Regions from separate parts of the Homo sapiens genome. Here all the other regions are linked to region 4. The links are chromatin loops, found by intact Hi-C in ENCODE. Cell type or tissue: PC-3. All regions are shown on one strand.

Region 1 (5,000 bases), 530 kb after region 4:
ATCAAAAACCTTATAAGTCCACCTGGTGTTATATTTTATCGTGGCTGAACTGGCACTCAAACTACAAAATGCATTCCTTTCCACGCTTCCTGCTCCCTTCCAAGGGCAGAGAAATCTCACCCCACAGCCACCACCAGCACGGCCATAAGGAGTACTGCCAGACTCCTGCTGATGGTCCCTTAAGGCCCAAGGGTTCTCAAGTCAGCTTGTAGTCAATGCCTCCTGGCTTGAGACTCACTCTTCAGGGTAGTGGCCTCTCCTCTTGTCCAAGGCAGGTCCAGAAATGCCATCCAAGAGTCAAGTCTTGGAATTGGGGACCCCAAGAATCCACTTGGTGCTCTACTTCCTTATGGCTGTGCTGGTACCTAAGGTGCAAGACAAAGTGGCCTTTTCTTTTCCTTCTGCTTTTCTCAAGCAGAAGGAATTCTTCCCCATAGCTACCACAGCTGGTAATGTGCTGAGACTCCCCTGAAGCCAGCAATTCTCAGAGGCTCACCCAAGGCCCTTGATTCAGTAGCTGAGTATTGCTGCTGATTATTCAGAGCCCAAGGGTTCTTTAGTTAGTAGGTCACCAGGTTTGCAGGAACTCAAGTTTGGAGAGTTGGAAATGTCAATTTCCTTCTGGCTAGGGCTGGTTTAAATGCTCCCTCCAAGGCAGGCATCAGCTGAGTTTGGTCTGGTTCTCCTTTCTGTTCTAACAGGACAGCACTGAGTTTGATGCCTCACACTTACTGTGTTCTCTCTGCCTTCAGTGCCCAAGAGATGCTCTCTGTATCATGCTACCAGCTGCTGGGGGTGGTGGAGAGGGGTGGCATTTATGATTCAAGACTGTCTTTTCTATCTCTCAGTGCCTCTGTCAGCGATATGAAGTTAAAACCAGGTGCTATGAGTGCTCACCTGATTTTGGCTCTTAGAAAGGTGTTTTTTCTTTGTAGATAGCTGTTCACTTGATGTCCTTGTCAGGGGTATGATCAATAGAGCCTTCTATTCTGCCATCTTGCTCCTGAATTTCTGTCTATTTCCTTCCATATCAGCCATTTCAAATATATATATATATATATATATATATATATATATGGAGAGAGAGAGAGAGAGAGAGAGATTTCTTTATGCAGACACCTGCTTGCATCTTATATCATATTTCTTTTTCAGAGAGTACCTTTTAAAATCTTTTCTTGGGTAGTTTTGACAGCATTGAAATCTCTCAGATTGTTTTAGAAAAATTATGTGCTTTCTCTTTTATTTTTGAAAGACTTTTGCTGCCTTCAGAATTTACATAGGCAGTGTTTTGCTTTTAGAAGGTCTCATCCCATTGTCTTCTGGATTTCTGGTGTCTGACAAGCAATGTGCTTAACGTCTTCTCTTGTTCCTCTACCATGTGTATTTCTTTATGCTTTTTAATTGTCAAATAATATTTATTTATTTGTTTAAATTTTTATTTAATTTTTCAATTTTGTGTAAGTCTATATATTTATGGAGTACATGAGATACTGATGCATTTTGTTTATTTTCTGGTTTCATTCAAGATGTTCTGTTTATCTTTGGTTTAGAGCAGTTTGAAAATTATGCTTATAGATCTGGGTTTTTTTCTGATTTTTTATTATTTGTTTTTCCATTTATCCTGCTTGGAGTCCTCTGAGATTCTTGTATATCTGGCTTGTTATTTTTTAAATATTTTTGAGAATTCTTAGCAATTATCTCTTCAAATATTTATCTGGTCTTTTCTTCTTTCCTCTTGTTCTGTAATTCCATTTGTATGTATTTTGCAATATTTGGCTTTGTCTTACAACTATTACAGCCGCTGCTGTTTTTAATTTTTATACTCTGTTTTATAGTATTTATACTCTTTGTTTAAAGTATATCATTTTAGGTGATTTCCATTGACCTATGTCCAAGTTTACTGATCCTTTCCTCAGATACGTAAAGTTAACTGATGCCTGCCAATGGCATTAATCATCAGTTACCATTTTGCTGCTGAAGTTGCTTTTATTTTTGCTCTTAATAGCATTTCCATTTAATTGTTTCTTATACTTCTGGTCTTCCCAGTGAAATCCCCCACATGTTTATGCCTTATTTTCCACCTCATTACTACAGTCTTTAGCTCATTAATCATAATTAATTTAAATTTCCTGTGTGCTCATTCCACCTGTGAGCTTTCTCTGACTCTGCTGCTGTTGAATGTTTTGTCTCTTCACAGTGGGTTGTACCTTGCCACCAGCGCCCTTGCTTTTGTGCGTGTCACTAAATTTTTTACTGAGGGCTAGGTGTCATACATAAAGGATTAGAGACTGAGGTAAGTAATATTCGTGTCCTGAATTGATCATAGCTTTTCTTTTGCTAGGATGCTAGGCCGTTAGTATGAGGGTTGATTCCAACCCTCATAGTTAAGAGTTGGTGTTTGGGTTTTGCAATTGCTATTGTTACCTTCAGTGAATCACCGCCTTTATAATTCTCTAGGCTTATTTTGTAGTTGATGTGGTAACTGAAAGTATCAGCACTCTACCTTCATCTATTGGCCTTCACTGCATGCCTGTATATCAAAAGGAATCTCTACTCACACTTTTGTTCCTTTGTTAGTAGTAGACTGTGGTTGCTGATTACTCAGTACTTCCTATTCTACTTTTGGGTGCTTGAGATGGATGGATGGGTGAGAGCTCAGTCTCCTAGGAACACCCTGTATCCATGGGACCAGTTCATAAAGTTTCTTCAGTGATTTGCTCTCTTTCCATGGCAGCCAAACTCTACCTTGTATATCTAGTGATTATTTTTCCAAAATGGGCATCCTGTTCTTCTTTTAGGAGTATGACTCATATCTGTTATCAAGGTATCTATTGAGCCTTTTATTTATTTAATTATTTTATTTTTTGCCCAGGACTATTTGTGGTGCCTCCCCTGTGGATAAGGAGTTTTTACTTGTCTTTTTTTTTTACACTCTCCTAGCCACAGTGCATCTTTATCTGTGCCCTGGGGCAGGAGGTATTGCTACCCTTCCTCCATGACTCAATACTTTTATTTCATAGTGTAGAAGAGTCTAGGTGAGCTTTCTGTCTTTCCTCCACTGGTACTTTCTTCCTTATCTCTTTGCCTGGACCTTGAAAGGCTTTCTCTGGTTTTACTTCTAACTGAATCTTGCTCTTAAGCATCCTGTGCAGGTGTATGGAAAAGAGCCCGCAATTAGGTGCTACCAGGAGGCTCTGCATTCCCCCCCAACGCACCCCACCAAAAAAAAAAAAAAAAAAACTAGGTCCAAAACTGAAGCAACAAAGGCCTTTTACTCAACTTGCATCAAGAGAAACCATCTGCTCTATCATTCATTTCAGCAAATGTTCAAAGATATTAGACAGGAGTGTAAGTTTTATAGAGAAAAAGGAGAATACACTGAGACAGTCTGTTGGCAAACATTCCATTAACATAGGGTTTTATAAAGCTAGTGAGACTTTGGTGGTCTATAATGAAGCATGTGGGTAGTTTCAGGGTATTTTGAAATAGGAAGGATTGCTGTTACTGCAGGCAAAGGATATCTGTGGCTGCCCATGTCCTGGAACAAGTTGGGGCCAATGGAGTTCATTTCTATAGATAGACTCCAATAATGGTCTTTATGCAGGCTGAGTTCCATGGTAAGTTGCTTCACATTTGCTCACACTCAACTTTCAACAGGTTCTTGAAGGTTCTTGCTAAGATCTTATCTATTTGTATAAGTCTAGTCATCACTTCTTCTTGTGGTCTCCAGGAGTTGAGCCAGAGACTATTTCTCGTTGCAAGGCCCTTTTTTTCTTAGATTTTAAGAAATTTGAAACTAGCTCTTGATGATTGAAAGAAAGTAATAATTATTTACATTACCTGAATATTTGTTTTCATTTTTAGGGTGAAAGCAACACTTTTCTCCGCTTTCTGCTTTCATAGTGCAAGTGGGACCACACAATTAAAATATAAGCACTACATCACATAGAATAAGATAACCAGAGTTATACCACAAGTAAATATTCTTAGGATTGAGTTTCACAAAGAAATCTTTGATAGAACATAAATATAAAAATGACACACTTTTCTTCTGGATCAATGAACAGGACAAGTGCCTGACAAAATGAATTCATATGGATAATTATCCTTTTGCCAAGTTAAGAAAAAGAAAAGTAAAAGACAAAACAAAACAAAACAAAACCAATATAAACAGTTTTAAAAAATAGCAGATTTGCACACATCTCATGTATCTATTTTCTACCAAGAAATATTAAATAAATGTTGAATGCAAATGTGACTGTAATATTAAGGAAACGTTATTGTAGGAGAGCTTTGATTAAATATCCACAGTTAAAATTATTCTTCCCCTTTGAGGAGGACATTTTACTAGAAATCTCAAAGTCACATCAGTACAATAGAAAAATGTCCAAATTATATCTTCATCTTCTACTTTCATAAAAATAATCATTCTCAAATTAGCTCTCTAGATCTCAAGTCCTAGAAGGAGAAGAGTCACCGTGATAGCAACTTAGCTATTAATGTAGTTTTTATTAAAGATTCTGTAGATTTGTCACAGGTTATTTATCAGCTTCTTAAAGTCATAGGCTATAAAAATAGGATGGAAAAGGTTTTACTTGTCTGTTGCTATAACATGTGAAAATGGTTAAAAGAACTTTTGGACTTTTGACTATACTTAGTAGGTACATTTATGGTGATTTGAAACATATCAATGATATTCATGAATGAGAAGGGGAGACACAAACCCACACATACACACTTGGATACATTTTGCTATTAGTGTTTCCAAGTAGCTGTTATCTGTCAGATCAATTAAGAAAAAGAAAACTTATTTATTCTCTGGTGCTCTTTATTTCTTTATGTGGATCTGAATTTCTGATGTATATCATTTTCTTTCTCTTAAGAGACTCTTGTAAATTTATTTCAAGGCAGGTCTGCTGGTGACTAATTCTGTTTTTATTTGTCTGAGAAATGCTTTCCTCATTTTTTAAAGGATAATTTCACAGAATACAGAATTTTAA
Region 2 (5,000 bases), 540 kb after region 4:
TCTTATCCAAAGCTTGCATGTTGCACCCCAAGCATTGTCCATGGGACCCCAAGTCTCTAGCCACATCCAATTCTTCACAGAACCCCAGGGCAAGCCATCCACAGCTGCTGCTGGAAGGAGGGTGCACATCCAGCAGTTGGAGACATTGGTCAGCTCAGCATAGGTGTGGGCCTAGTCCATGGTGCTGTAGGAGCATGCCAAACTATGGCCGAAACGCCAAAGCGGGCACGAGTACTAACAGGGATAAATTACGTTCCTCAGGCAAAATACAGGCCAACTTTTTGTCTCTGGATAACAATGCAGCTGCTAAGGGCTTCTGCCCTGGGCGATGGTACCACACCTTATCAGCTCCCCATGGTTCTTTTGGGTCCTGTACCTGTGCCAGAGTCACAGGGGAGCTCATGATAGGCCACACAGACAATACATATGTTCCCTGGAGGAGGGTCCCTTCCCTGGCCGTTCCCTTAGGAATGGCCCATCATGGAGGTCACACATTAAATACCCAAGGAGTAACATGTAAGTAATACTGCAGGCCCTCCCCCCAGGGGGCTATGATAGCCAATCACCTGCAGTGAGGGGCTTGGAGGGTCCATGGCCAACACCAGGCTTTCTGTTCTCTTGCCTTCAGGGGAGTTGGGGCAGGCAACAACAGATTATCATTCATCCCCATACCTGGTCGGAGACGGACATGTTTCCTTCCATAGGTCTTGCCATATGGCTTGGCCTTATATGGGCCAGTGACTCATTCATCAATTCTGTAACTTTCAGATAGTTAACCAAAAGGTTAAGCCTCAATAAACTGCCTAGCTATTGGTGAAGATTACTATAGGTATCACCTTCTTGGCGATCACCATTTACATTGCCCTGAGTTCAGCTCATTAGCCACTTTATCCACACCTGGTATCAAACCATATAGCGTCAGTACTAGGCTAGACGATGATAGCAGTCCAGGCAGTAGTAGCACCCCAGCTGGCCCCATCCATATACCATTCCCCACCAAGAATTGGGGGGCACCCTTTTTTAAATGGTGAGGGCTCAGGGTCTAGGGGTGCCTCAGGCCCCATGGCCTTATCTTGCATTAGGACTACAAGCCCCAAGACCTCTTGTACCTCTGTTGCTAAGGGACTTGTACTCAGTATACTTTGCTGTTCCAAGTAGGCACCCCACTTTGCTAAAGTGGATATCTGTGCCATCCCAGTGCAGGGAGTTGTTACCCATGAGTGTACCCACCCCTCTACTGGGTAAGTTGTCCGTATGACTACTATAGCCTGTCCCATCATTCTCTCACAGACCTGAAGGACAGCATATACAGCAGCTAACTGCTTTTTAATAATGAATACCAGAGCTCAGCTCCCTTCCAAGGTTGGAACCAAAAGCCTACTGGCATTCTAAAGCACTCTATGCACCACTATAGGCCCTAGTCAAAACTATCGGTGGTCACATGTACATTAAGTTTAAATGGGTGCCTCTGATTAATCACCCATAGGGCTTGTGCCTGCTGAATAGCCTGCTTGGCTGCCAGGAAGGTGGTCTTAGCTGCATCATCCTAATCCCAGGCAAGAGGGGTGTTGCTGCTTCTAAATCTGCAAGAGAATTAGAGGTTAATGTAATATCAACAAGACTATGACATATGATGGGGCTATGCACATAGCCCTGTGGCAACACTATGAAAATCCATTGTTGCCCTCCCATTAAGGCAAACTGTTCCTGGCTTCCCGGAGTGATGTCGATTGAGAAGAATGCATTAGCCAAGTCCGATATATAGTGGTACTGTCCCCATTCCTTTGTCAAGCAGTCCGTCAAATCCATGACAGACAACACAGCTGCCAAGCTGTGTAAAACATCCACCCCCAGAATGTATTCAGGTATGGGAGAGACATACACAGTGCATAAGTGGAGAGCTAAGCAGCCGATGTCAAAGTGCAAAGATACAGGTTTTACTTTCACTGACCGGTCTTCAGAACTGCCTATGTATCCTTTCCTAGAAACTTATCTGGGATCAGGGATCAGTGGATTGCCAAGTCACATGTGGCCTTTGGTTGTCTGGTGTCCCCCTGTGCCAGGCACTTCAGCCAGTTCCCTAATTAGACAGTAAAATCTTTACACACCTGCCTGGCTGCAGCAAGTGTCTTTGAACTGAAGTGCCTGGGAGGGACTGGGTCACTCAGCATTATCCTTCTCCCGAATCACTTGCACCAAGTCTGTACACAACTGTCATCTACTGACAGTTTCTGGTACTTCACAGGCATCAGTCTACACTGTCATTAAAGCCAGCTTTTCCATCTTGGAGGCTGAGCAGAAAATGCATCCACAACTTTGTCCCAGAGACAAAGCATTCAGGTGGGGAGGGGCTCCCCTAGACACTGCCTACACTGCTTGCCTAACTCCCATGACTCAGTGGGAGTGTAGGCACTATATGAAGTGTGCTCTACTATGGGAGGGGGTCCCTGGGCCCACCCTTCGGGCCCAATGGCTTTTTTGCTCTACCTTCTGAAGGATCACAGGGTGAGCCCACAGTGGAGGAACCTCCTCCTCCTCATCATCAGACTGAACAGGAGTTTCTGGCTGGGAGGATGGGCTCAAGATCACACTGATGACAGTCTCTAACTCCTGTTCCAGGCTGTTTATCTGGGCCTCTAAGTGTCCTGTTTGTGGCTGGTGTTCCCTTACCCCCAGGTTTTGCTCTAAGCTGTGCATTTGGGCCCCCAGGAGCACAGCTTGCACCTGGAGGTCCCTTACCTGTGCAGTACTGAACATGTACTTCCTGAACTGCAGTTAGAAACACCCATCCAACTCTGGAGGCAAAGACGCATTCCTTCTTGGTGCTGTATGCTTCCAGGTGCTTCGGTGCTTTCTCCACCCTTGAGGGAGATCAGACCATTGCCTCCCATGCTTCCACTGGGGCCCATCTTAACAGCACTACTGCCACTGAGTACCACAGTCCGTTCTGCAGCCACATAGCCAACCCAGGAGCCTCAGGTGCTGAATACCCACTCACCTCATCCTGCCAACTATGCCAAATGTCAGGTTCGAGCCCCAGATGAGGTCTGAGGGGAGTGGGTGGATGGGGGGCAGGGAGCTGCAAGTGTTCTTCCAGAACACTCGAAAGACAGGAGGTAGATCCAACATGGCTTTATTCAGCAGCTCTCTCACAGTGTCAGTGCTGCATTTACACACCTCACAAACAATAGTGGCTCAGAGCCAGGTGATGAGTCTCCCCATGTTATGGCTACATAGCTGTGATTATATAACACATGGAATTGTGCACCTGTGTTCCAATCCTGCTGAGTCATGCAGGGTGTTTACCTCAGCCTCTGCCTTCCTGGCTGCAGCATAGCCATGTTCCTTACAAATAGGCTCCCCCACATCCCAAAACATGCTTTTATAAAAAATCTCCTTCACATTCAAAACAACTTAAATAAATAATCATGGTTTGTTCTCTGATTTTGAAATTATATCCTGATTTCAACAAAAAAAGATTATGATTCTATAATTTTCTATTGCTTCTGTTACAATTTACCACATTTTACTGGATTAAAACAACACAAATTATATTTCCAAGATCAAAAGTCCAACATCATTCTCACTAGGCTAAAGTCAAGGGATTGGCAGGATTTGTTTCTTCTGGAGGCTCTGAAAGGAGTCTCAGAGCTTTTCCAAGTTTTAGAGGTCATCATATTCACTGATTTATGGCCCCTTCCTCCATCTTCAAGGCCAACAGTATAGCATATTCTCACCATTTTGACTTTTGTCTCTATCCTCCCACCATTTCTTAACTGTGACCTTCCTGCATTTTCTTAGAGTAATTTGTAATTACATTGGGCCCACTTGGATAATGTTTGAATCTCAAAATTTCTAATCACATCTACAAAATTTCCTTTGTCATGTAAGATATCATATTCAGAGGTTCCTGCAATTAGTTTCCGGAGATTAATGGCATGGGCATTCATGGAGCCATTCCTTAACCTGCCACAGTAACCAAGTACTAATGCATTTTCAAATAAGATTCTTGTTTCTTGTACCTATTGATACCTTTTATATCTGTAGAAATTTTTATATCAATTTAGTTGTTTTGTCAAGATTCTGAAAATTAACTTTCTTTTCACAGCCTTGTTTTCTCTATTATTTTAAAACATACCCTGTGCCTACATATATACATCTTGTTCAAGAGTTATGAAGGATAAAATGGTTAATAAAATAATTCATATTATATTTGGGCATACTGTTTTGTATATGCTGCTTTTAAAATTTCAGTACTTCAGTTACATAACCGTTAGCTTTGCTGAACAAATGAAAACAAATTTAGGTCATGACTGTTAGATCAATGAAGATGATCTAATCTTTTGTGCCATCAAAACCATTGGCACAAGGAACCACTAGTAATCTTTTATTGTCATTGTAAAATGTACTATGAGCCCACTATAGCAGTTACAACAATAAAATGAAACGTGGGGAATGAAACCTCTTACAGTTTCCTTATTTCTGTTAAAATTATTTTATCTTGCTCTCTTGAAATATCTTTTTTAATGTAAACTGTGCCCAATTTTATATTGTAAGATACTGTTCTTTTTATGATTTGTAAATTGTTCTTTAGATATTAAGTATATTAACAAACCGCTTCACATGTTGCATTTTTTTCTTTAATATTTTCATTTACCTCTTGATTTTGTTTACTTTTATCATGTAAATGTCATTAATTTGTATTTGGTCAAACTCATCAACATTTCTCTTTTGAATTTTGCACATGAGCGTTGCATACATTATTTTCAGTTAGTATATTATGATATTCACTTATGTTTTCATTTTTTCTAAGATTTTATTCAATGAATTTTATAATATTTTAAAATAATGCTGTTATTTTTTCTGGTGTTTGATATAAATAAAAAAGTGGTTTTCACATATTTAAATAATTATCTTAGCATCATTTATACATAATATATCATTTTTCTAGTACCATATTAGACTCAACTTTATATTTAACAATGCATTTTTTTGTAAAT
Region 3 (5,000 bases), 340 kb before region 4:
TCATATTAGAAATTGTTTTTGTTCTACTGGAAATAAATCGAATTTTATTCCTGATTTGTTCCACTAACCCACTGTAAACACAGACCCAGTGACAAAATGTGACTTAAAAGAACAAGAGCGCAGAGGTTTTTTTGTTTTTTTTTTCCCCTTTCCACATTAAAAAAAGGCAACATATGCTTTTTCTTTCAAAGTGACTCTGGTGATTAGATCACCATTTTACTTGAATTGCTAGTTGAATGAACTTGATTAGGATTTTCAAAGCATTTTATTTTAAATAGACTATCCCACGGTTGTTGCATAGCAAAGAAAATTTAGAACCACAAGACAGGTCATGGTGTTGGTGAGTAAGAGAAGGTAGTAGTTGAGAAATTAAGAGGAATGCTATTATTAAATCAAATACCTAAATTTACAATGACATTCTTGTTGAGCAATCTGCTGATGTTTGTCATTTTCTCTACCTCCAAGTATCTCCTCGTATGACTGCTGTCAAGTTTTTTGCCCAGTGTTCCTCTGAAATTGCTGTATCAAGGACACCCCTGACCTCCAGCTTGTCAAATACAAATTGCCAGTTCTCAGTCTGGTACTGCCCTGAGGAGCATTCGGCACAGTTGATCGCCTGCCTTCTTGAAACCCTTCCTTCTCTGGGCTGCAGGGATTCCTCATCCTGCTAGCTCTTTTTCCACTTCTGCTTCCTTGAGAAGTCTGGAAGAAAGGGGAGCAAACACAGGAGACCATGCCAGAAGCCTAAGGGTTACAGAGCCTCTGTCTTCAGCCCTCTTCTCTCTCCACACTTATCTAGAAGAAACTTACCCAGTCCCACAGCTTTAAATCCCATCTCTGAACTGGTGACTTTCACATTTTAATCTCCAGCCCTGACCTCTCTCCTGAATTCCCAACTCAGCAACTCTACGAGGATCTCTGTTGGATGCCTTAGACTTAGGTGCAAACCAGAATGGGTTCCATAGCTCTGTCTTTCCCACTGCCCTCATATACCTCTCCCCTTCCTCCTCTTTTTGCCCTTCAGGTTCAACTTCTTACTGTTCCTGGAACGTGATCACCTTAGTTTGGGATGCTAGAGACTGGGTGGCTTATAAACAATAGACATTCACTTCTCATAGTTCCAGAGGCTGGAAGTCTGAGATCAGGGAGCCAGCATGGTCGGGTTCTGGGGAGGGCTTTCTTCATGGTTGCAGTCTGCTGATTTCTTGCTGTACCCCATGTTGCAGAAGGGCAAGAGAGTTCTCTGAGGTCTCTTTATAGGGGCACTAATCTTGTTCATGAGGATATTTTAGGGGAACACAAACATTCAGTCCATTGTATTACACTAAGCCTGTATCTGCTTCAGGGGCTTAGCACTTTCTGTTCTTGCTGTCTGGAATATTCTACCTCTAGATCTTTACATCACTTCATTCTCTTCCTGGAATATCTTATCGACCACCTTATCTAAAACATGCCCCATGCCCTCATTCTACTTAGTTTTTTTGTATGTTAAACTTTTATTTGTTTGCTTGTCATCTCTACTCCTTAGAATGTAAGCTCTGCAAAAGCAGGACATTGTCTCATTTACCACAATATCCTCAGCCCCTAGAACAGTGACATATGCAAGGTGCTCAATGAATATTTGTCCAATAAACAAACTACTTTTTGATTTAATTATGGGCCTTGACTACTATATAAAGATCTTTGAAGATCCTTTGTAATAAAACAAGGTAATCATTTGGAGCAAAACTATATTTAAAAATTAATGAAAATTACATCTAATATAATAGTTCTTCAAGCTATTTTAAACTTATGTGTACATGCACTGCATGAGTGTATGTATTTTTTTTTTCCCTTTGGTGGGGTATTCTAGGGGAACATATCTGGATAATTCTTGATGGTCCAGTAGATGCCATCTGGATTGAAAATCTGAATTCTGTTTTGGATGATAACAAAACTCTAACCCTTGCCAATGGTGATCGGATTCCCATGGCTCCAAACTGCAAGATCATTTTCGAGCCTCATAACATTGACAATGCTTCTCCTGCCACCGTCTCAAGAAATGGAATGGTTTTCATGAGCTCTTCTATCCTTGATTGGAGTCCTATTCTTGAGGTATAATTGAATCCTTCTTTTGTATAATTAAAAAGGAAAACAGATCCTTTAGCATTCTTTTAGTGTGTGTGCCAATTTTTCTGCAGATGGCAGTGTAACTGCATTTTTATGCTAATGTTTGTGGAAGATACTTGAATGCACTGGGACATTCAAACCCTGATTGCTCCTAACATATTTCTTCATTACTCTTCCAATCACTTTTGAACTGGGATTTCCAACCTCTGGGTTGTAGAGTAATTGCCAGGCCTGTATGAACCAACAGTGTTGCCAAACTGTGTCTGAGGACTGAATAAGTAAAATTTAATTTGATCAATCTGGGGATTCATGATATTTTTGAAAGGTACACATTCACATAAAGTTTAGGAGGACCATCTTAGAACATTAACTTGGAGTCAGTTTATTAAAATTGCATATAAGGAATTTTTATGAGATTCATTAGTTATAACGTTAGTTCCAAATTTGAACTTGGCAATAATATTTCAGATAACATCTCATCAATTCATAATCAGGTATATTATTTTATTACCAGCAATATATCCTAGAATATATTGATCAAAATTATATTATAAATAAATGCCTTGCATACTTAGATATTTTGCTATATAAATATTATAATGTAAGGCAGAATGTTTATTAGATAAGCCACATGAAAAATCTTGTTTTACATAGTTGGTTATATTGAATATTTTCATCACCTAAGTTTTTCGAAGATGATTTTGATTGAAAACATTTAAATTCCTAATTTAAATAAAGTAGATGTTTATTTACATTATATCATTACATTTTCAAACTTTTATTTCTATATGGTTATATCCTAACTTTTTACTAATGTCTTTCCAGAATTTACTCAACTCTGTTGCAAAAGGCTTTAGATTTGGTATGAAGATGGGAAGAAGGAGGGAATCATATAGCAAAATGATGTTGACATAGAGTTGAATGTGTCACTAAAAATAGTTGTAAAGTTTTCAGATTTCACAATTAGATTATCCACCCATTAAGGAGAATAAAAGCAGAGGGTTGCAACCCTGTTTTTGCAAAAGTAATCACTAATGACAATTCTTTAAAATACAGATGATTGGGTTACACTTCAATCTTACCAAATTAGAATCTCTGGGAGGCAACTCAGGATTGTTTTTTTTTTTTTTTTCTTTTAAGTGCCACAACATTTTTTTTTCACATAGCCAGGCTTGGAAACCACAGGTACAGCAAACTACCAGTGAAAATGTATATATATGATTTTTCCAAAATACTTCAATTTCAAAAAGGTTTTTGAAAAATACTTTTATACAACTAGCTAAGGAGTACTAGCTAATGCATGAGTTTGCTATTTATAAAATAAGCTTTTGCTATAGTCTGTCCATACTGAGACTGAATAAGACCTTTACTTTAATGCTATACCCACCTCATAATATCCTATATGTTTTAAATAATGCATTTTCTTTTTTGGAAATTGTTAGGAAAAGCAAGACTCATGAGAAGAATCAGATTGGAAATGTTTAGAACAGGAAGGCCAGCTCTGAGAGTTATTAGAGGGCAGAGTAATTGAAAAGTTGTGTTGCTGACAATCTGTCAGCTTCAGGGAGCCAACCTGGTTACCTGCCCTAGTGAATGTCGTCTTTCGGTTCCATCAACTCAAAAGTGCTATGTTATGTTTTTGTCGAGGTAGAATCATGGTAAATTCATGAACTAATGAATAATTCAGAATCAACATTTTATTGCTTCTGTTCAGAGTCTCTAATTGTTTCTTGGAATACTGAGGTGAAGAATGAGCTGATCTCTTGACCTTAAGAGAACTTGCCTCATCTTAAGGAAACGCTGTGTGTTAAGTGGTATTTATGAGATGCAGTTTCTTAATACTAGGTTTCTCAAATGACTAAATTCTCCATTTTCATGAATATCCTTGATATTTTTCTACATTGTTTATTAATTAAATTAGAAGAAATAAAAAGAAACAACTAATTGTAGTAAATCTTTGTTTTCTGTTAAAAAAAAATCTGGGGGCCAGGCACAGTGGCTCATGCCTGTAATCCCAGCGCTTTGGGAGGCCGAGGCAGGCAGATTGCTTGAGGCAAGGAGTTTGAGACTAGCCTGGGCAATATGGCAAAACCCTGTCTCGACAAAAATTACAAAAATTAGCTGGGTGTAGTGGCATGCACTTGTGGTCCCAGCTGCTTGAGGGGCTGAGGCCAGAGGATCACCTGAGCCTGGGAGGTGGAGGTTGTAGTGAACTGAGATCATGCCACTGTATTCCAGCCTGAGTGACAGAGTAAGATCCTGTCTCAAAAAAAGAAAAAAAAACCTGGGTATGGATTTCCTTTGTTCATCTTTTATTCTTTACTTTTCCCCCCTGAGTTATTTCCATATATGTGCCTTCTCATTTTCTCCCAGCATATTTTAATCAAGAGTTGAAGACTATTTCTCCATCTGTGAGCATATGGATAGTGTAGTAGCTGAACATGTAGGCCCAGGCTTTCTGGGTCTGAATTCTGCCCTTGCCACCTGCTTGCAGTGGGCTCCTGAGCAGGCTACCTACACTTCCTGGGCCTCTGTTTCCTCATGTGTAAAAGGAGGATAATAACAGTTCTTACCTTGTAGGGTTGTTTTGAAGATTAAGTGAATTAATACGTGGAAGAGTTTGTAACAAAGCCTGGAACATAGTGTGTGGTATAATCATTAGATATTATCATTATTAACAGATACTTTTAAAATTTTTGTCCCCAAATGACCATTTTCCTAGTGTGCTAATAAGTTTCATGAATACACTTGTCTGTGAACTGACAGGGTTTTCTTAAGAAACGCTCACCTCAAGAAGCAGAAATTCTTCGTCAGCTGTACACCGAGTCTTTCCCAGACTTGTATCGCTTCTGTATCCAGAACTTAGAATACAAGATGGAGGTGCTGGAGGC
Region 4 (5,000 bases):
TTTGCAATTGCTATTTTAGCTCCTCAATGCCTTCCACACTCTATGATAAGATAGTAGAAAATATTTCCCAGATTTTGCTGCATATTGGAATCATCTGCCTTGATGGTGGCAATTACATCAGAATCTCTGGGAGTGAGATCCAAATTTCAGTAATTTTTTTGCAGCTCTCCAGGTGATTTAAAAAAATATCTGGTTTGAGATCCAGTGTACCAGATCCTTGCTACTCAGTGTGTGCCTCAGGCCAGGAGCAAGGGCATCACCTGGAGCATGCTTGAGATGCAAGCTCTCAGGCCCCACCCCCGTCATCCTGTTGAATCTGAGTATGCATTTTAACAAGACCGCAATTTGATTTATATGCACAGTGAAATTTGAGAAGACAAGGGATCCTCTTCAAACAATACATTGCAATCAACAGTGTCTGGTTTTCCATTTGCATTAGCCAAAGATTGCCATAAATTCACTAGAGTCAAAGTTAGGTTTATTAAACTTGTGTCAATGTGGGAAAATAAGCATCAGAGGAAACATGGGGCCTCTAAGTAAGAGGCAGTTAGGAGAGGCAGAGTATAAGACTTGGGCTTGTGCTATGTGATTTAACAGCAGTGGGCTCTTAAATCCTCCCTACTCCTAGGGAAAAATGACAGATCAGAGCTCTGAATTGCCTCCCCCTTCCTTCCTGACAGCACTCAATCCCGAACGGGTCTCTGCTTTCTCAAACTCTTTTTCAAGGAGAAGGCATTTTGGTCCGCCCAGCACAGTGCTTTAGGTGGGCCAGGGAGCAGAGGGCCTGGGTGACAATAAACAGTTCACTATCTTTATAGCATATAGCTAATGGCAGCCACATCCCACTGTTTACTTGTATTAAGCAGGTGTAATGTGGTCATATACAGTGTTTTCTGTAGCAATAACTTGACACATTAAATGCTGCTTTCCAGTCTCGCACTGACTGTGAATGTCCGGGCTCAACGGAGACCTTAACAACCTGAGCCAGAACTACGGAAGGACCTGACAGCCTCACTGTGTCTCCCCCCTACACTCTAAGGAGATGACTTCACAGAGATTTGGAAGGGAAATGAGGGGTCTTTAGGAACAGAATGTTTTTGAGGGTCTTCAGAGAGCAGTGGCTCTTTCTCTTATCACTGGATAAAGGGCCACTCGACATATTTCCCCTAAAGATTGTGGTGTTTCTGAACTTGGGGCCTGAGACTTAATTTCATCTGGTGGTTGTTCCGTGGCAGTACCCGTAGACAAGCTCCAATGGCACCAGGGAAGTCTTATAGAAGATAGAAACATGGCAGAGCTGGTTGGGAGAAGATCATGGCCATCTCCAGAACCTTAAGTCCGACCCATTTCCTGTGGGGATTAGGTTGGTAGGACAGGAAATCCGACTTTTCTGTGGCAACATATGTAGCTAGGGAAGGTCTTGATTTCTAGGCAGCCCCCAAAGAATCTCCCCAAAGACAAAGGAATTCCACACAAAGACTTTGGGGTAGACCCCTTGCTGGGGGTGAGGAGTTGACCATAGCACACCAACCCTGTACACCTCCAAGGTCAGACAGTTTTATAGGCAGTGCTCACTTGGGGGCCTGAGGCCACGCTGCCATCTGCAAATACCAGCTCTGGCCCCTCTGGTCTCTGCAGCTGGCCTTTGTCAGATGTGTATGTAGTTTGGACATGTAACTTTGCCTCTGTTACAGAGGCTGACTCCTCTCCCCTTTATCCCAGTAGCAAAATAAGTTTAGACATAAGCCTAGGAGGAGAGTAAAGAGAGGGGGAAAAACATTTAGAGTGAGAAGCTATTAATGATAAAGATACCTGCCTTCCAATCAGGTATGGGCAGACCTATGCCAGCCTTGCAGTATCTGTCGCTTGCCAGCCAGTACCATGGAAACTCGTTGTCAGGTATTATGTGAGATCCACAATGTTTGGACACCATTGCTTATTCAGCTATCAGGCTAACTAACCATACAACCCAGCATACTTTTTTTTTTTTTTTGATGATGACCACAAACCTATCCATGCAATTTTTGTCAAAAATGTTGCTGACATCAAGACGCAGTATCCCAAGAGAAAGCTCCATGGCTGACATACTTGCTATTGGCTCCTAGGCATGCTCCCTTCCTTTCATAAGTGCTTACAGAATAATTAAAGGCTGTTTTATCAGTGATGATTATAGCTATGTTTACTGAGCTTGCCACACGCTGGGCACTGCGGCTCTGCATTTTACAATTCCTTCATTCTTATTTACTGTTAGGCCTCTAGGTGGGGACAGAGTTCCAGAAACTCTGGGTCAGTTTTTAAGCAGGCTTGGAGACTCAGAACCAGAAGCTGCGACCCGGTGGAAGGTGTGGCCAGAGGGAAAATGTTTAATTGTGGCCGCTATTTCTATCGTGCATCATATTCTGGGGCTTGCTAGAGAATCACCCTGTGCCTCTGCCTCCTTCTTGTTAGATTTTGCTACCTTATTTATTGGTTTCTTCCTCACTAGGATAATTTGTGAAGATAGAAATATTTCATTTTCAAACATCTCCCATGATCTTTCAGCTCTGTTTACTTTTAGAATCTTTGCAGTGAGCCAATTTGCTCTATTTTAATTTTTTGGAAACTATTTTTACTGAAGTCTATTTAACATCTGATGATATTGAATGTTCCTTTTTTTCAACTCCCTTTTCCTCTTTTCACCTTTAAATTAAAAATTTCTCATTTCTAGTCTAACAGAGTGCCTCCAAATCATGTGAGATTCCCAAGATCACAGAATTAACAGAATATTTTAACCTTATTAATACATGTGATTAGTGGTTTTAACTTAAAAAAAAAAGATTGTCTCTCTAAACAATATCCTGTTGAAGCTGAAAACTCCCACAAGGGGATTTAGAATGTGGTGTTTGAGAGCGTGGGCTCCGGGGACCAGCTTCCTGGTTTAATGGCCACCTTCGCCTGTGCTAGCTATGTGACTTTTGGGGGGGGTCCCTCTACCTCGCTACAACCAAGTTTCAGCACCTGAAAAATGGAAGCAAAACGTGACATCAGCCTCATAAGGAGCTAGCTGGAAGGAAGGGTTGAATGAATTAATTCATGTAAAGCATTTCAGTGACTGGGGAAAGTCAGCATCTCATCCATGCATCCCATAAATGGGTATAAGTTGGATGACTTCTAGGTCCCAGACACTGTCCTAGGTACCAGTAAAATATAAACATCCACATATGTATTTTAGCTGGTGCTGACAATTGTTAGGAAGAATGATGAATTAGAGAAAGGGGATGTATCAGTAAGACTTCTGCAGAAAAACAGAACCAATAGAATGTATGTCTATACGTAGGCTAAAATCTGTTTATTTTGTTTAAAGTTTGCTTTAAAAATATTTATTTCATCTAAAACACATTTTCATTGTAACAACTCCCTGGTAACCAGGTAGTAGAAGAGAAGGCTTAAAACTTCCATGTAACTTTAATTGCTGGAGACAAGTGATATTTATCAAATGTATCTGACCATTCTTGATGGGCCAAATTGGATTAGGTCAATTCAATATAGTGACCTTGCCTTACAGACAGATCTGTGGTCAGATGGAAAACTTACAGAATAGCAGGCTGTATCAGTCAGTATTCCCCAGAGAAACAGCACCAGTAAAGTATATATGTATTTCGAGAGAAGGAGAGAGGGAGAGACGGACATTGTAAGGAAGTGATTCATGTGGTTGTTATTGTGCGGGCTGCCAAGTCCATGATCTGTAGGGTAGACTAGGTGGGTTGGAAACCTAAGTACTACTACTCCTTTTTATTTTTTTTTCTTTCCCACATGGTGCTGATGTAATGCACTACTTCTATGTTGCAGTCTTGAGGCAAAATTCCTTCTTGGGAAAACCTCAGTTTTTGCTCTTAAGAACTTCAACTGATTTCATAAGTCCCACACACATTATCAAGGGTAATCTTTATCTAAAGTCCTCTATAGATGTTAATCACATCTACAGGATACATTCCCACCAACATCGTCATTAGTATTTGACCAAACAATTGGGCACTGTAGCCGAGCCAGGTTGACTCATCAAATTAACCTGGCCAGGGGGAGTGTGTGTTCCCTCATCAGAGAGTCGTAGGTGAGCTTCTGAGGAGGTGATGGATTTGAGCAGAGACCCAAGTGAAGATGAAGAGGGGGCATGCAGATACTGGTGACCAGCAGCCCGCAGCATTGTCCACTTACTTTGGTAGTGCCATGGAAAGTTAAATTTCATCCTGGCATCCTGGATCAATGTATCTAGTTGGTTTTTTTAAATGATAAACAAGAAGCCAAACTCTTGTGACATTTTAGAAGTTAAAATTGTTCAGGAATACTCATAAATGCACAAGACACACCTGACTATGCATGTGTGTGTGCACGTGTGCACATGCATACACACACACACACACACACACACACACACACTTCCTTTTCCTTCCGGAGATGGTCTTTTCTGTGGTCTTAAATAAGCTTATGTGTTCTGAAAGAGAGCTCTTGCTGTTCCTTTATCATTTAGCTCCAAACAGTGCAGATTTAGAAGTGCATTCCCGGGGATAATGCTGAGCATTGGGTAAGTTTTTTTTTTTTTTTTTTTTTTTTTTGAGGGGGTATGTTAAATGAGAAAATGTTTAACTTCTATAGAATTTTCACTGCCAGGACCTCATGCATTCTTTCCAGTAGAGTTTTATTTTATATGTATTCACTTTGGTTTGCCTGTGAGGTGTTGTGGCTGTAATGCCCGAGGGATCATTTGTACACCAGGAAACTCAAAGATGGTAAACCACGGCTGAGCCTTGTCTTATTCTGTGCGGCATGTAACCTTTCACATTATTCTAATGAAAATGACATTTATGATTGCAGCCTTCTGTGAACTTTCAAAAGCCAGCTGTAATAAAATTGCTGCCTAGGTTTTCTATAGCATCTTTAACTTTGACTTGTGTAGCAATATACCAGGGAAAAAAAGAAATGAAAGCAAACTTTTATTTTCCAAGAAATTAAATTTGATATCA

Evidence for each region. A loop is a pair of places that touch in the nucleus more often than their neighbours do. Peaks named below come from ENCODE experiments on the same cell type or tissue, not always from the same donor. Only the 100,000 strongest peaks of a DNase experiment are listed, where the experiment ranks them.
Region 1: a loop joins it to region 4, with 5 times the contacts of the local background. A loop is called at or near these places in 3 of 110 quality-filtered maps.
Region 2: a loop joins it to region 4, with 5 times the contacts of the local background. A loop is called at or near these places in 2 of 110 quality-filtered maps.
Region 3: it touches region 4 in a loop (15-fold over the local background); 2 of 110 quality-filtered maps call a loop at or near these places.

The regions. Positions count from the first base shown.
Region 1 is chr5:12,949,512-12,954,511 of GRCh38, reverse strand. The region is part of intron 2 of LINC02220 (long intergenic non-protein coding RNA 2220); the gene reads left to right. Among named protein-coding and RNA genes, the nearest start is that of LINC02220, 81 kb to the left of the region's middle. In PC-3, no CTCF peak of the experiment used is centred here; a DNase peak (open chromatin) is centred at 1,921; H3K4me3 peaks cover 263 bases; H3K27ac peaks cover 785 bases.
Region 2 is chr5:12,933,168-12,938,167 of GRCh38, reverse strand. All of the region lies in intron 2 of LINC02220 (long intergenic non-protein coding RNA 2220), which reads left to right. Among named protein-coding and RNA genes, the nearest start is that of LINC02220, 97 kb to the left of the region's middle. In PC-3, a CTCF peak has its summit at 2,226; a DNase peak (open chromatin) is centred at 3,217.
Region 3 is chr5:13,811,699-13,816,698 of GRCh38, reverse strand. DNAH5 (dynein axonemal heavy chain 5) reads left to right here. Exons shown (of 79, transcript NM_001369.3): 43 at 1,853-2,094; 44 at 4,876-5,000. Among named protein-coding and RNA genes, the nearest start is that of DNAH5-AS1, 46 kb to the left of the region's middle. In PC-3, CTCF peaks have their summits at 1,988 and 2,189 (motif pointing right); a DNase peak (open chromatin) is centred at 2,208.
Region 4 is chr5:13,476,321-13,481,320 of GRCh38, reverse strand. All of the region lies in intron 4 of LOC105374660 (a long non-coding RNA gene), which reads left to right. Among named protein-coding and RNA genes, the nearest start is that of DNAH5-AS1, 380 kb to the left of the region's middle. In PC-3, CTCF peaks have their summits at 2,057 and 2,261; DNase peaks (open chromatin) are centred at 300, 2,280 and 3,700; H3K27ac peaks cover 2,062 bases.